Regions from separate parts of the Mus musculus genome. Here region 2 is linked to region 1. The links are chromatin loops, found by intact Hi-C in ENCODE. Cell type or tissue: left cerebral cortex. All regions are shown on one strand. Each heading gives the region's core, and the rest is flanking DNA. Links, peaks and the distances in the headings are about the cores only.

Evidence for each region. Peaks named below come from ENCODE experiments on the same cell type or tissue, not always from the same donor. Only the 100,000 strongest peaks of a DNase experiment are listed, where the experiment ranks them.
Region 2: a loop joins it to region 1, with 3 times the contacts of the local background. A loop is called at or near these places in 10 of 42 quality-filtered maps.

What each region holds. Positions count from the first base shown.
Region 1 is chr4:21,811,712-21,817,880 of GRCm38, reverse strand. It overlaps Usp45 (ubiquitin specific petidase 45), which reads right to left. Exons shown (of 18, transcript NM_152825.2): 11 at 2,483-2,574; 12 at 943-999; 13 at 237-380. Among named protein-coding and RNA genes, the nearest start is that of Pnisr, 33 kb to the left of the region's middle. In left cerebral cortex, for the core only: a CTCF peak has its summit at 3,585 (motif pointing right); a DNase peak (open chromatin) is centred at 3,623.
Region 2 is chr4:21,442,484-21,448,652 of GRCm38, reverse strand. No RefSeq gene overlaps it. Among named protein-coding and RNA genes, the nearest start is that of Prdm13, 240 kb to the left of the region's middle. In left cerebral cortex, for the core only: no CTCF peak of the experiment used is centred there; a DNase peak (open chromatin) is centred at 2,842.

The DNA of each region.
Region 1 (6,169 bases), core at 1,177-5,176:
CCAATTAAATGTTGTTTTTTATAAGACTTGCCTTGGTCATGGTGTCTGTTCACAGCAGTAAAACCCTAACTAAGACATGGTGCAATACGTATGTGGAAACATGGCTAGCAGTAAACTGAGCACTGTAAAGCTGAGAAACAGGAGGGTGCGTGTTCTTAGACTGCTGTTTCTACTTGAGAACGTTCTTTCACAATGAAAGTATTAAAAACACAGCAGCCCCCCACAGCCTGACTTGCCTTGTCGTTAGGTGAGGAGTGCTTCCTGGAAGCTCTGGGTTGATGGGCATTTCCTACAGTCACGGTGCCCTTGTTATGATCTTGGTCTGTTTCTTGTAAACTTCTGCATTTACTCATTTTCCCCAAAAGTACAGGTTTTGAAACCTATGCCACATGTAACATAAAACATTTTCAGCGAATGAATTCTTTTTAACACTTGTAACTTACTAGAAATATAAAAAGAAAATTTTCTTATTAAGAAATATATTTTTAAAATTCCTCTATTAGTATGGGTGTTTTGATGGCATGGATGTTGTGCACCACTTGCATGCAGACCCACGGAGGCCAGAAGAGGGTACTGAATTTCACCTTGGAACTAGAAGTGGAGTTACACACAGCTGTCAGCTCACAAGTCGTGAGGGTGCTTGGAACTTAACCAGGGTCCTATGGAAAAGCAGCCAGGGCTCTTAGCTGCTGACCCATCTCTCCAGCCCACTTAAAAGGGTAATTTTCTTAACAATTTCAAAATACAAGGTTAAAAGATTTAATCCCGGGAATAAGAAAATATATATACTTCATGCACACATACGCAAACCTGGTATCAAACACACCACACAGACCTAATTCTGTGTAAATCATGACTCTGTAACAGATAAAGCCAACAGATGTTTAAATAATTGAATAGATGCATATTCTTTATGAGAATGTTGTGATTTCTCCTCCTTACCCTTTCTTCTATGATAGGAAGTGAGATATCAATGAAGGGATCCTTCATGGTAGAGATCTTAAAGGAAAATAAGATGGAGACATTCGGTTAGAATTCTAGCATAGATGCACACTGTTGTTAAAGAGAAAAACAAGTCAAACCTCTCAGACAACTTATAACTTTAACTTATAAGTTAAAATACTGTATGAAGTGTTAGGAATAAAAAGTAGACAAGCATTTGACCGATTTCTCAGGATAATCTGTTTTAGAAGATACTGGTATAAGAGAGAAATCAGCATTTCTGTCCAATGCTGTATAAAATGTAGTAATAGTTATAGTCACATTTTATGTTTCAGTGTCATAAGTAAGAGGAGATACAATAATCCCTGTTTTCTAAAACTAGAGATGATAGAAGACCTGGAAAATTTTTATTCTTATTAAAATCTGATAAAAGTTTAATCTATTGTAGTCAACCACATTTTCAGAAATATTTCTTAACAAGCAGTTGAAAAATCTATAAACGTTCATGCCTGCTTTACGTTGTTGAAGTTGGCATTTAAATATGAAGTTCAAAATCAAAGATTAAGTGAAGAGTAAGAGTTTCTACACACATACACACACACCCTTTGTACATCACATAACACAAACAAACCCCAAAAACCCGAATCGAATGTGATAGTCTTTTTCTGTCCCCACATTTTAGGACGGGGCACTATGACCATTACTTGTTTCAGAGATGTCTCTCTCATCTCAGTCTAAACTAGAAGCTAACCTATTTGATCCATTCAGCCAGGCTTATCTGACATGTACCACTCGGGAAGCTGACACAGGAGAACTCCAGTTCAAAGCCTGAGCTACACATACACAGCAGAATGGAGTGAGGAAAAGCCTAAGGACCTCACAAGGAAGTCAAGAGGAAAAACAGTTACACAGCACAGAAACACACGGACTTAGAAACACTTAGAAGTGTGCTTGCCACTTAGAAGTGGAAGGCAGATATTACGAAAATCATTGCATAGCCATGTGCCAAGGTTTTTTTAATGACAAGACTTCATGTAGAAGGAAAACTCTTTGCTGTCATTATCACTGGCTGTTTTAGATTAGAAAAGCTGACTAGCATGCTGAGTACAGGAGAAATACACTCTACTCAGAATCCCTGTAGCCTTTATCCATAGGGTTTCTACAGGGAAGTTAAGTGATGGCCACTGTCATAACAGTGTAGTTCTACTTTCTGCAGTAATGGGTTTCATGTACTATAAGTCTTAGAGCCTGGGCAAGCAAAGCTTTATAAAGGAAAGGCAGTTCACTTGCACAAAACTAGTTACTTCTGAGACACCACTACTGTCCTTTAAGAGGTTTTATTTGTGTATGAAGCAAATATTGGGAATTTGAATTAGTACTTCTTGTTATTGAAAGTAAGTCTATCATCAATTTATTAGATCACATCCATGATTTTGCTATTGTTATCTTCTGATAACCACCGTGATACCTGAGAAATAAAGCAACACAACACAGCAATGTGACTGTAGTGTATTCCATGAAGTGAATTCTAGGTACATACGTTCGCACATTCTTCACACATGACTGTGCTAGTTAATTCGCCAATAAAGATGCGATCTATGAAGTTCATCTTCACACCTTCCTTTCCATAGGCTGTTAAAAGAACACATTTCTTCTAAATTAAAAAAATTCACAGAACAACCACTGATCCGAGAGTGACATGCTACTACTCAAGTCATTTGGATAAAATATAGCTTCTCTATTATATCCAATAATGTATTTTAATATATCACATTACATCTTTCTCCTTTACAATTTTGTAGAGGAACTGTGACTATTGAGTTCCATAATCTTTAAGAATTAACACCATGTAGGTCCCAGGAATTGAATTCCACTTGCCAGGGTTGGCAGCATATATCTTTACTTGCTGAGTCATCTTGCCAGTGCAAATTATTTTAATAGGTAAATATAGCAGTAACTACTAGCTCATACTACACCCAAGCTGCTCCTATTAACTTTTTTGACATTTCTGTATCTAATCTAAAGGTGGACAGGACAGGGAAAAATAGCTGCTTCAAGGCTAAAGATTCCAGAATCAGAGCAATAAAAGGGGGTATAAAATACAGTGTGTGAAGCACAGAATAAGAACTCACCTGGGGAATTAGTATAAACACACACACACACGTGCTTGGTGATTACTTTCAAAGTTGAAATCATTTGATTTATGGAGTGCTTACGAATCAAAGGAAGCTGTGCTAATGGTTGGCCGTAAAATAACTGGTGTTGGAGACACTGACCAAACAATAGGCTGTAAGTATGTGTAGTTAAACTAGTTGACACACACACAGGCTGCTCTCAAGCTCACAGAGATCCGCCTGCCTCTGCCTCCCAGTGCTGGAATTAAAGGCATGCGCCACCATTAGCCAGCTGACAGAAAGTACATTAACAAAACTGCTCACTGGCTTTTAAAATCTATCCTTTGCAAGCCTCTACCTTTGTTGAAAACTATTAAAAGGCATTATCCAAAGCACTGAATAACAGAGAAGACATACTTTAAAACCAATAGACATTTTATAGTAACTATTAAGAAATTCTGTCTTCTTACGAAAAAATGCACAAAAAGGAGACACAGTTGAAAGAAAACCAGCGTTATTGCTCTATGCATGCACTAGATGGCAGCATTGCAACACAGAGTAACAAGGCACATGCTGGAGAAATTATGCCCCACCCACCTCCTTGGGAGACAGGGTCTCACTATGTAGCTCTGGCTGTCCTGGAACACACTATGTAGACAAAGCTGGCCTCAAACTCCTAGAGACCCACCTGCCTTTGCCTCCCAAGTGCTGCAATTAAAGGTGTGTACCACTGTCCCAACTGTAACTACAACAGTGTTAGAGCACTTGCTTATAAATTAGTCACATATTATAAACAGTATAATACCACAAAAATAAAGTTAGAAATAAAATACATACGACATCTTACAGTGTCCTTTACAATGATGAGCTCATACTAACAGAATCTCAAAACAAAATGTACACTAAGTGAGAATTAGATGTCACAGGATATAAACTCGAACTGCAATATCTGAACAAGCCTTGCTTAATCACTGGCTTGTCTCATGTTGGCAGACTGTAGCAAAAGGCTGAAGGAGTCAAGACTTGCTGCTATTTATTATTAGTCTCTTAAATAAACAGTGAGTCTGCAACATCTTTGGAGCTTATAGGCATTTTGTCTAGATTAAAACTAGGTAAGGTGGCTGCCCTCAGAAGTGGGCTTAAACCTTCTCCAGAGGTGGTGAACCAACGCCTGAGAGTGTAAGCCTGGGAATCAATGGAGGTACAGGGGCGGGGTGGGGGGGGAGGGTAGACTCATGTGGGGAACACGCTTCTGATGGTGAACTAGACATAGCAGCGAACCGTTTTCTATAGACAAGTGTCTCCTGACTTAAATAAGAGAAGCCCCTCCTTACAATAAACAGTGGTGTGCTCACACTCATGGCTGTCCCAGGATGCAGAAAATAAAGAGATAGTCTGGGCCCATCCCTAATCAAGCCACTTACACAACTCCCTCTAAGGCAGGGAACACTGCAGAAGAGGGGACAGGAAATATTTAAGAGCCAGAAGACAGGGGGAAGGGCTACCAAATTTCATTCTCTAGATGTGATACAACTATTGTAAAGTGTACATGTGAAATTATAAAAAACAATAATAGTAATTAAAAGCCATTTAAGAAGAAAACCCTTAGGTATATCAGCAAGCCTCCTCATCTAACATAAAGGTGCTAGAGCTCAGTTCTCAAGAGAGGGCGCTACTTTCCGTAATTCCTGAAGTCCTATGTACGGATGTGTCAATCTATACATGTGATATTAGTTCAATTAAAAAAATGCAGCCAGGTGATGGTGGCTCACTCCTTTAATTCCAGCACTTGGGAAGCAAAGGCTAGTAGGTCTCTGAGTTAGAAGCCACCCTGCTCTACAGAGTGCGTTCCAGAACAGACAACGCTACACAGTGAAACCCTGTCTTGAAAAACCAAACAAACAAAAATAGGTAAAAGAAAAACAAGCACCCATATATTGTCACGTGTTCTTTCTATCGCAGACATTCTTTCTTGCGGACAGATCCTGAGTCAGCATTTTCAAATGTTCAAGTATGGGTTTCATAGGAAGACTGTTGATACCCATTTCTATAGTGACATAATGTCACCTATATTTCTCAAGCACAAAGCATCAAAGTAGCACCTTCTAGAAGCACCACTTGAGTCCTGTCTCCTTACCTGGTCTTAGTCACCACTCATCAGTTTCCTCACCTAGAAAGCCGGTTGCTGTTGATGATTGGAGTTTTTCAAGTCCTTCACAGGCCCGGACAGGCCCCCAGCAAGCATCTCTGGCATCTAGTCTAGTTAATTTTAACACTGAGCACGTATCTCCCCATCCTTTTCCTTGAGAGAGTATTCCCTTTCTAATTTTTAGTTTTGGATTCATCTATTTAATGTATGAGTGTTTTGCTTAACATAAATACCATATACGTGAACGTCAGAAGGTGTTGGGTCCTCTGGACCTGGAATTACAGATGGCGATGAGCCACCTCTGCGGAGCCTGGGAACTGAATGTGGGTCCTTTGTAAGAGCAACAAGCGCTTTTAAGAACTCAGCATCTCCAGCCCCTTAATTTGGGGGAGTCGGTTCTCAGCTGTGCAGCCTTGTCACTGGAAAGAGGCTGCTCTGTGCTCTGCCTCTGTGCCCAGCCCTAGAGATTTCTTGCCTCCCTTTAACAGAGAAGGGTATGACCCTTTCCACTGTATCCAACTACCTGCCTACACTGCCCACATTGGCCAGTTATGAAATAATTAAAGCTGTCCTCCACCCTGTAGCACAGTGGCTCTAATCACAAACCCATTTTTGAGGGAGCGTCTGTGAAGCCACACCCACCTGACCCTTACTGCAACATTCAAACAGAGACACTCTTGCTAGAATAGTCTCTCACAAATTAGAACGAACTGAATCCTAGCCACATGTAACAAGATTCTAGTCTTCTCAACATATAAGGTATGCTTCTGTACATGGCTCTAATTCTTACAACCAAGAGACTCCAGTTAGCAAGGATTAAGAACATGACTGTGAAGCCTGGACAAGAACTAGGGCTCACAGAAAAATCATGGCATTTTGCAGTTGACAATGTTTTTTTCAATATGTAAAACAGATCCCACAGTTTCATCTTAAATACACAGCACTATCTGACGTACTAAGCGAC
Region 2 (6,169 bases), core at 738-4,737, 370 kb after region 1:
CTCCTCAGAGAAGTGACAGTCTCCCTATGGGTACCATCCTGCCCCTAGACATTAAGTCCCAATAAGAAGGGTCCAAGGAAGGATTCATGAATCTCAGTCATTGAAAAAGGGGAAATAAAATAGCCCTGTTCTTGGGTTATCTTTTTGTTCAGTCTCTATAGGTGTTTGTTGAAGACTGCCTGCCAGTATTAGCAGTTCACAGACATCAAGTCAGTGTGTTCACCTGGTGAGGAGATCTTTTGTTACTGAATTACACTTTTGGCCATAATGCTCTGATCTTAGCATCATCTTCCATTCAAATCAGAACCTTGTGTTTGTGGAATCAGCTTGTTTGCTTAGAACTTTCTATGACTGATGCTTTGGAAGGTGTGGATCCCATCTGCCTTTGTTCATACTTCCTTTTTTTAGAAGCCAGTACTTCTGCACTTACTTTTTCTTTTCTTCTGATGGTGGTCACAATACTCCAGCAAGTTCTCTGTGCACTTCCCATTATCCTGTGTAACTTTTCCAGACACTGATGGGCATGGGCATTGAGAATCTCTTGGCTCCAAACTCTAATAGCAAATTTTCTTCTATGTCCACAGCATGGTGTGCGTCAACCTCCTATCCAACATGTGCATGCAGTCTATAGTTTGAGTTACCACATTCCACGCTGTCTTTCTCCATGTTTCCTAGTAGCTCCTGACAGGTATAGCTGGACCCCATGGGCAGCATTGGTGCAGCTAGATGTGACAGTTGAGTTTTTTTTTTTTAATGGAAAAACCCCACTGGGGAGCATTTCTGTTTTCTTTTTCTTCTATTTGTCTATTGTTTTCTTTTAGCTCCCTCATCAGATTCCACAGACGAGATTTCTACCTACCTACTTTCTCAGAACTCTACACTACGTTGTGAACATCTACTGCTTTCCTCTTCTTTATATCTTTAGACTAGAGTCTATTCTTTCTTATTCTAACTCTTCTTTGCTATTATTACCAAGAACAAGGTTCCAATGTGCCAGCTCAATCAGAGGTTCTCAACACTTTCTGGTCAAGAAAAGATCTTATATATCCATGGCAGAAATAGTAGATGGATAACAGAAGTGTTATTTCTTTGAATGGCTCAAGGTTTTCAAAAGAGAAAAGGTTTACTATATTGAAGAATCTATTCAAACTGAACAAATTCTCTTGACTCTGTTCATACTGTCATACAAGATATCTTAGGCTAAATAATTTTTTAAAGAGAAGAACTTTATTTCTGAATGAGAGATAAACTCTTGAGGCTGAGACATTCAAGTTCATGATGCCAGAGGGTTTTTGTAGCTGGTCATAACTGTTCTTTGCTTCTGAAATGACCCTGTGAATTTGTGGGTTTTGTTCAGATCATATAAATATCTCGCCCTTTTAAAAATGACACCTCCTTGAATGTTTTCACACAGAATAAATCAGAAAGGCATAAAGGAAGGAAGGGTAGAATTTGTCCCTCAAGCCATTCCATATGTTAGAATGAAACTCCCTCAGATCAACCATCTTTCAAAAGTTTAATATCTTAACATTGTGACATTGGGAATTAAACTTAAACATAAATTTTGGAGGAAAAAATATTCAAGCCACAGTAAGGTTAAGATCTTTAATTTTTCTTTCTGTTTTTACCTTTTATGTTAGAAATTTTCATAGTTTTTAATCTACATGACATAAACCTTGACATATATTGGAAGAGGGTATCTCAGTGGAAGAGTTGCCACCATTAGATTGGTCATGTCTTTAGTTTTTTGGTTTTTTTTTTGTTTTGTTTTTTTTTTTCTGATTGATATGGGAGGGCCCAGTGAACTGTGGGCCATCCCTATGCCAGTGGGCCTGGGCTGTAGAAGAAATGTAGTTGAGCAAGCCAGGGAAAGCAATTATTAAATAGCATACCCCAATAGTCTGTGCTTTAGTACTAGCCTTGTGTCCTGCCCTGGCATCCTTTGAAGCTGAAATAAAACCTTCAGCATCTTAACACAGCAACAGGAAAACAATCTAGAATAGATGTCTTCTGATTAGATCTTATGTATAAAAGAATAGGTTTGATTTCATAGATGGGAAAAGAAAACAAGGGGAACCTTTTGGATGTGGGTTTATGGATCCGATGAGAATGTTCCATGACGATTCTGTACCTTCCTGACCACATCCTGGTGGTAATAAAGAAAAATGATATAAACTCACAAGGGCAAAACAATGGAGGTGATCCTCACAAAATGTTATAGCAAACAATTGGCAACCTCTTATGTAAACCTCTAAATACCTAAATACCTCCTAGGTATTTAGGTCTACTACCATATGTGCTCAGAAATCAAAATTTTACTAGATGAATTGGATGGTGAATTTGGGCATGTCCTTTAACAAAAGGATGGAAAGTAGGAGAGAAAAGGACAGAGTGGATAGCTCCTGAGTCACGCAAGTCCAGACCAAGGCAGACCAAGTATGTGCAAATGCCTGTTTTCTGGTTCTATGTGGCTCCTGTGTGTTTACATATTGGAGAAGTGTGAGTTTCTCTAATGTACTTTCAAAACCACACAGCTTTTAATAATAAGGATTCCACTCTATGACCTAATAACCACTCCCCCCACCCCAAAGTCCTTACTACCTCTTAATGCTCTGGCCAAGAGAAGAATTAGGAGTGCCCTGTGAGTGAGAGAGGGGACAACAGGCCAGGACACCCAAGATATGCATTAGCATCTGTGCTTGAGATAGATGAGAGGATCAAGCAACAAACATTCTTTCAGGTGATTTGGAAATGCTGAGACTGAAATCTGGTGTATTCTAGGTCCAGACAAGTGTTTTACAGAGTAGAGCACTCATGATGAGTGGGCATGGATGGCAAGGGGCCAGAAGGAAACTTGGAAAACTAGGCTCAGAAATTATTCCATTATCCAAGCTGTGCAGAGCCATTGAGATTTTCTTGTTTAAATAGGAAAAGAAAATGACATGCTCAAAATAGGGGCAGGCAGAACGAATGGTATTTTGAGATCAGAAAGGAAGACCTTGACTTAAGAAGAGCTTTTGAACACCAAATAATTGATAAACTTGAGTTCATTTTGTGGGCCTTTGTGGTGCTTCTCATGGAACCCTCCAAAGTTCCTTAACACCAATTCACTAGAAGTTCATCTTAGCCTCTTAAGTATTTGGAGACAAATTTCTCTTGTAGCTGTGTAAACTCAAGACAATTCCTTCATTTTTATGACACTTGTGTTTCTCCCTTTTTAAATCTGTAGAGAGGCTGGAGAGATGGCACTGGAACTGTCTGATTTCTAGTCCCCTTGTTGAGCATTTAAAAACTGCTAGTAAGTCTGATTCCAAGAGATCAGAAACCCTTTCTAGCTTTCACAGACACCTGCACTCACCCCCCCATACACACACCCACTCCCCCCCCACATCTTCTTTTAAAAAGGGACCAACACAATATATTGTCTCTTTGTTCTCTTCCTAGGTTCCTAGGTATCATCTCGTATCATGGTAAGTACTGACTTTGTTTTCTTATTTATTTTCCAGAATAGTTCTTGGAAGAATAGACATCTGGCTCAATGAGCAAACGGGCATACAGTTATTCACTTACATGCACTCACTCCAATTATCATTTGTGATAGTTACTCACTGAGCACTTTACTTAGTAGGACTTTAAAACGGGAATCATCTTTTTAGTGGTACTGTTGTATAAATTGATGCCATAATTTCCAAGAATATTAGAGATATGCAGTTTATTAAATATTTCTTAAAGCCATGATCAATGTTCAAATATAAATCCATTTCTAGGCACCTAAAATGGAGACCAAATTGTTTCCCCACCTTCAGAACCCCGTTTTCAAACCCTGCTGCTACAAAAGCAAAACCATTTATTTTGCAAAAGGTTTATCAGAGATCTAATTATGGCATCAAGTGGGGTGGTGTTCAGAACAGGCTGAATGATAAATAATGAGAAAAAATAATCCAATAATTATTTAAAGTAGTGGGTGTTAGCGTCCACTCTGATTTCACGATGGTGGTAGCTGGGAAAAGCTTCAAAGTAACAATACACATCCAGCCATTGAGGATATTTTAGTCTTCTATTCACAGTTTATTTCATTACAAAAGTCCAGTGGATTTGATCTGTTTTTCAATTATCCCAGCCACTTACTTGTCAGTATTGTGCCTGGCTGCCCCACGTGTGCTGCCGGCCCCTCTGCACTATTATCCTGATCAACAAAAGACAATTATTACTTTCTAAAAAAGCTTTCGATGGAACTGCCCTGACAATAGGCACAGGTAATCAGAGGTATAATCACATTCTGTGGGAAATCTGCGCCCAGAGAATGAGCAGGAACAAACACGGATCAGTCTTTGAAGTCCATTTTCATGTAAACATCAAATGGTGCTGTCAGGGTTTCCACCCCAGGTTTGAAGTGTAAATGTGCAGCATCAGCTCAGGGTCACGAAATAACTCAATTTTAGTGTGAATGTATTTGCAAAATATATCATTTTTCCCAAATTTTAAGCTGCAATCTACTAAGGCTATTGGAATATTATGCCGGCTCTGCTTATAGAAGCACATGATGATATCCTTTGTGACACAGACACATTTAGTGTGAATTGAACCACACACTTGAAAAAAAAAAGTGACTCAGAAAAGTAGGCTGGCAATAGGCTGGTGCCAGAGGCAGGTTCTGGTTTCATGTCCTCACGGAGGAACTCCGGAAAGCTCACAAACTTGTTTCAGAAAAGCAACAGCTCAGAAACAGCTTACCAATGTTGGGATGGTGTCCTTCCTGCAAGAGTGGGGCCCGAGCACTCCCAGGTAATTTGAAAGCAAGTTTTTCATGCTGAAAACTAATGCTGACAGATTTTGAACTGTGCCATTGTTGCCGGGAGTTACAATAGACCTAGATAACTATGCACTGAAGAATGGCATGACTCTCAACTGCCTGGAGATATTTTCCTTTGCTTGCTTGGCAGAGAGTCTTATTTTTGCTGCCAGTCATTTCTTTAAGGTGGTTTCTGAGCCTCATCCACTATTGATGATTTGCACCTGATAGCTCATTGCTGTGGGGTAATGTTCTGGTCATTGTGGGTGCTTAACAGCATCTCTGGCCTCTACCTTGACACCATACCCCAACTGTGAACAACCAAACCAGTCTCCATGAATTATTAAAGGCTCCTTGGAAGCAAAATCCCCTGTCTGGGGATCACTGCTTTAAGGAGGAATTCCTTGGTGCTCCTTTAAACCCCCATTAAAGTCAAACACTTATTCCCACAAAGAAAAGTGACTCCAGGAACATCTTAGCCTCACCCACTACCTGGTTAGAAGATAAGTCTTGAAGGACTAAGTGTGGCCAGTCAACTTGATAGATGGAAGCCATAAAGTTCATGGAGAGAAATTGTGATGGTGGAAAACTGCCCCCGAGCTTCTTGGGCAGCCTAGAAATTTCATGTGAGGAAATCCAGATGAGCAGAAGGAAGGATGACCAGGGCTTTTTCTGCTCCCGAGGCCCTCTACAAGGGAGCAAGGCAATCTGGATCAATTTTCCCAAACTGCTCGAAACATGAAGACTGATGGAGTTGGTCAGAGGGAATTAGGCTTTAATTCACTAGGTGAGAGGCAGGAGTAGGAATAGGTCACCCTAGGCCCAAAGAAAGAATATATGTCCTCACTTTCTTTCTTTCTTTCTTTTTTTTTTTTTTTTTCATCTGGGAAGAGTCTGAAAAAACAGGTGGCAGACTCTCCCATTTCCCCACTATTCTCGTTATGCCTAGTGGTTCTCCACTGAGCCTGCAGAACATAGTGGATGTAGGACTAGCTCTCTCTCTCTCTCTCTCTCTCTCTCTCTCTCTCTCTCTCTCTCTCTCTCTCCTCTCTCTCTCTCCTCTCTCTCTCTCTTCTCTTTCCTCTCTCTCTCTCTCTCTCTCTCTCTCTCTCTCTCTCACACACACACACACGCACACACACACACACACACACACACACACACACACACACACACACACACGGTGCAAGGCATGAGAGCCCACAGTGTGGAAGGGTCCAAAGATAATGTTGGATTTTTCAAAAACACTGCGGTAGGTGTTTACGGGAACTAGAGAGACAGTGTTTCAATGGGAACATCTGAAAAACTGTCTGCCCTGCATTTCTCTTGTTTCTTACCTTGGAACCTCTAGTGTGTATTAATGAATCTTGGCCACAG